Linked DNA regions of Mus musculus: region 2 is linked to region 1. The links are chromatin loops, found by intact Hi-C in ENCODE. Cell type or tissue: left cerebral cortex. All regions are shown on one strand.

Region 1 (2,500 bases):
TATATTAAGAGGTTGCAGCACTAAGAAGGTTGTAGAACCACTGCTTTAAGAGAATATTTCTAGATGCTATTTAGGCAATCCATGTTTAGGAAACAAGGGTGCAATACTAAGATTATATCCTCAAGTCAGAGATGATAATGGTTGGAGTGTTAGCAATAGATGGAGGAATATTGGTTGCTTTTAGGTTATTTTGGGAATAGAGTGGACAGGATTTTCTGATGGACTGTTTCTTAAGCAGGAGGCACAAGAGAGATGGTAAGACCTTAGGGTAGAAGTAGTAGAAGGTTGAGTTGACACCTGGAGGAGGAGGAGGAGGAGGAGGAGGAAGGAAGGAAGGAAGGAAGGAAGGAAGGAAGGAAGGGAGGGAGGGAGGGAGGGAGGGAGGGAGGGAGGGAGGGAGGGAGGGAAGAAGGAAGGGAGGGAGGGAGGGAGGAAGGAAGGAAGAAGGAGAAGGCTCTGTTTGGTGTAGGTTTCCATTTGGTCTTAATGGGTGGAGGTCAGAGTCTCTGTTTTGCACATGTAAAGTCTTAGATTTCTAGTGACAGCCCAGAGAAGGTATCAGCAGATAGAAGCTCTTTAATGCTCCTGCTATGTTATCAGCCATAAAATTCAAACCAGCACAGGAAAAGAGAGGTCACAGAGCTAATGCTGTTTATTCTGACCACGGGTAGTGATAGCATTTTAGCATTTGAGGAAGCACACCAATACTACAAAATTCTGTAGTACTGCAAGATGGGCTATCTTTAAAGATTTCTGTTTTTAAGGCTGGTCTACATTATTTATGCTGTCTATACAAGAACTGTCTGGAAGAGTCTAGAGAGGAGGTCATAGCCATGCCTGTGATGCTCTCCTTTACTGTGCGGCACACCTGTTCCTGGTGACCTAATTTAATTCTTTCACATATGCTGACCCACTGGCTCACATCTTTATTCACATGTAGTTAATTGTGCAAAATATTTTTATCCTCATGACCATTGATCCCTGGATGATTTCCTAAAGATATTTTAAACTACTAGAGCACACGTGAAAAGTGATTCCCGACTTGATGGTTTAAAAATTAAGGAGATTTAAAGTTAGTTCAATTTTGTCCAGTGTCTCCTAGTGCCCACCACACTTTTGCTGAATACTTTGAGCACTGCTTTTTTTTGTGGGTGACAGCAGAGGTAGCAGATAAGAGTGCACTGGGAAACCAGTGGCACACAGGAGCTGTGAGTGGCAGGCAGCCAGCTGGGGTGGAGGCTGGAGGGTGTAGGTGTGTGGGGAAGCTGTGAGGGGAAGGAGGTGTGAGGAACAAGACGAGGTGATAGAAAATGTTCTAGGATATATAAGAGAGCAAGTGTCAGGGTGGGGATGAGGAAGAAGAGATGTTGGGTGGTGTTGAGAAAAAAAAGCTTTGCATAGAGGTGGTACAATTTAATCTGATGTATGTCTCTAATTGGTTTGAAGATGACAGGAAGGTTTATTCATGAGGAAGACAAATGTGGCAAGTCCCATTGGAGCTCTTTGGGTGATAGGCATGGTGTGTGCCTTGCTTTTACAGTAAATACCATTGCTGGGGGAGTCTGACTAGCATCCCATGCTATTGCTTTTGTGAACTTTAGATATCCTGGAGTCTCCCCCCTTTTCTCTAGCCAACTTTTTCTAGAATGTCTGGAAGTTTTTGAAGTGCAATGAGACACAATTAGTACTGTCTTCTGTCATACTTAAGCTGTAGTGAGTATGTAGTAGATTTGGCTGTCTCCCAGACTTTGAGAAGGAAACCAACCATTCGTATGTCACAAGAGTCACCTCGTTACCTCTTCTGCTTCATCCACAACTCATAAGGGTAATGGTACATGCATTCTCAGCTCACCCATTTCAAGACCACAGTTTTAGATTTCATTCCTATCTTTTATAAACAATAAATGACTTCTGTATCTGTTGCCTAGATCCACGAGATACCCTAAAGCCATTCTAATGGGAGGAACCATTAAAATTTTGCAGTGAAGGATAAGAGACACATGGGTACTAGTGTCTTCTCTCTGGAAAGTCTACTCCTCTTAAAGCTGCTGTGTCCTGTTGATTTTACTCTTCTTAATTGGAAGCACTCAGGTTCTCCGGTAAGAGCCCTCTATCACTGTTAGAGCTTGGATTCCTTATTTCTTCATGGTAAATTCCCTTGACTACCTGGTGGCCACACAAAAGCACCCTAGGAAGTCCCCACCATTATAGTTCATGGGCATGGAGCTGGACAGAAGGTGATTAGCTGGCTCTTGGACACAGAACAGTTCAAATCCCAATCCAGTGTCTTCATTTCTCCACTGCATTGTAAGACCTGGCTGAGAAGACAATGATGGATGTGGCTTGATGCTGTCACTCCATTAATTAAGAAGATGTAAAAAGTTACAGGAGTTCCTGACTTAGAAATTTGCTTCTGATTGTGACAGAAAAGCCAACTGAAAAGCACCGACAGCTGACTGTGCAGGAACTATGGAAGGAGACTCACTGACCAGCAGGGAAA
Region 2 (2,500 bases), 300 kb after region 1:
TCCTTCCTTCCTTCCTTCCTTCCTTCCTTCCTTCCTTCTTTCCTTCCTTCCTTCCTTGCCTTCTCTTCCTTCCTTCCTTCTCTTCCTTCTCTTCCTTCTCTTCCTTCTTTCCTTCCTTCCTTCCTTCTTTCTTTCCTTCCTTCCTTGCCTTCTCTTCCTTCCTTCTCTTCCTTCTCTTCCTTCTTTCCTTCCTTCCTTCCTTCTTTCTTTCCTTCCTTCCTTGCCTTCTCTTCCTTCCTTCTCTTCCTTCTCTTCCTTCCTTCATTCCTCCCTTCCTTCTTACTTTTTGGTAACCCCTTTCCCTAAGGAGTAACAAAACTCACTGATATTCAGGAGGCATCTGAGATTACGAGTCACATGATTTCTGGAATATTTGATGGAACTTGGAATACTGACTCACTCCTATCATTTATCTAGCTTTGCATTCCTACTATTAGGTCCCATGATGAGATTTGTCACCACAGCAAGCACACTGGGCAGCTGTATAAAACTCATTATGTTATATTCTTTGAAGGCTTAACTAAAGGCAAGGAGATATATATATATATATATATATATATATATATATATATATATATATATATATATCGTCTTGAAAGATTTAAAAGCAACTACCATAGAGCTCTGACTTCCAGGCGGAATCCCCAGGGTCATATTCTATAAGCATAGTCCATGTGGCATGAGATTAAATTTAAAACTAGTTAAATTATGTGCAAATCATAAAGCTACTAGTTTTCAGTAAGCAATGCAGGGAAATTATTAAAAGGAGTATTCACAGGGGTTTTGAACGGTCATCGGCAAGTTATAAATCACTAGCAACTGCTTTTCATTGTTACATTGGCTGAAAATCAGAACTTAGCCCCTCAGGGATACATACAGCTACCACATAGCAGATGTGCCTTAATTCACTCTTCTGGTTAAAGCTCCACACCTCTGTCAGTTCCGTTCTGCCTCCCGTTTCTATCTATAGTCCATAGTGGATTGCTAGCATCCTGCAGCTTTAGCCTCCTGGAGCCTTTGTCACTGATTATAGCTGCTCTCAACACCACACTAAACTGGGGAAAAATGGTATTCTGTGCATGCAAATCCTATTCATATCACTCAGGTATGTGAACTGAAATACAAGTGTCATCTGATCACCCCTGAATTTACAGCTCCTTCCTGCCAACGCATCTCGCTTTACACTTGCTAGCTCTGCTTTAAAATCTAGTACATACCTCAGACTTCATGTGTTCTGTACAAAGCACTTCTTTCTCCAATCCCTTCCCTATACTGGTCTTTGTACATGGAATGTAATACAGTTATACACCCATCATTATGAAGGATACATGCCTGGTTCATGGCTTTTGCTTATATCCTGCATGCAAACATGAGCCAGTTGACTAGCTTCATACTTACAAAGATTATAGCTTTGACCCTAATATGCTGCTTGCTGGGAATTAACTTGCAAAAGGGTCAAAATCGGGTAACTGGGAGGGTTGAGTCAGTATGGGAATATCTGAGAATGTACTTCCCAAGAAGAGAGTTAAGATGAAAACTGTGATCTCAGGAAACAGGAGACTACACAAAAAAACTCAGTGAGGAGTCAGTGGACCTTGAAGGGGCAGGAAGGTATTCAGTGCCAAATAGAAAGTATTCTGAGTCACTAATGACAAGAAAACTTCAATATTACAGCTGCATCGGCTTCAGATAGGAAGCCAGCGATAGCACTCCTGATGGGAAAATAGCAATAAAAGGGAGGGTGAGCAATCCACCTGAAAAGTGGATGCATAGAGTTATGGGGAGGGTAGATTCTGGCATGGGAAAGATGAAGCTGAGTATCCTTTAGTAGAAATGGGTATGACCAATCATGAAGAAAATGGTTCCTTAATGTCAGAGGAGAGTAGAAAATTCTGCGCACATAAAGGAATTGTTCAAGGAAATTTCTTCTGCTTTGATCACAACTTTTGGAATGTAATAAAGGTTTACTAAATCTGGCTTGATGATACAAGTGACATCAAAACTAAAAAGCAGTAGAAACATCCAAGTATTTTTATTAAGAGCAACAGCGGACATTGAAGCAAAGTAGATTTTTATAATGAATTATGTGTCATAAAAGAAATTCTTAAATAAGCGCTTCCTCCTCCCTATCTTATCAATGCCACTCTAGTTTCTGTTTAGGATCACCAAGACCTGTACCTTTGAGAGCAGGACCCTAGTTGCTTTTTCAAAAAATAGAGATAATAATGATGTCTGAATATATTCACATTAAAAAATGCTTACTGTAGAATTGAAAGTGGGCATGTGGATGCTATAATGTTACAGAAATGGAAATAGCAACTGTAATAGACTTCTATATATGTGGGTAGAAACTGGTAATTTTTAAAAAAATCTTAATTGTTTTTTTCCAATAATACAAAATAATTTGTATTGTTTATTCATTAGAAAGTAAAGACTAATCAAAGAAGAAGCCCGTTATACCAGACTACCTAAAATATCAGATCACAAATGCAAAACTAGA

Evidence for each region. Peaks named below come from ENCODE experiments on the same cell type or tissue, not always from the same donor. Only the 100,000 strongest peaks of a DNase experiment are listed, where the experiment ranks them.
Region 2: it touches region 1 in a loop (4-fold over the local background); 2 of 42 quality-filtered maps call a loop at or near these places.

The regions. Positions count from the first base shown.
Region 1 is chr14:74,408,397-74,410,896 of GRCm38, reverse strand. No RefSeq gene overlaps it. Among named protein-coding and RNA genes, the nearest start is that of 4933402J15Rik, 54 kb to the right of the region's middle. In left cerebral cortex, no CTCF peak of the experiment used is centred here; a DNase peak (open chromatin) is centred at 1,256.
Region 2 is chr14:74,108,863-74,111,362 of GRCm38, reverse strand. No RefSeq gene overlaps it. Among named protein-coding and RNA genes, the nearest start is that of Gm35517, 95 kb to the right of the region's middle. In left cerebral cortex, no CTCF peak of the experiment used is centred here; a DNase peak (open chromatin) is centred at 1,064.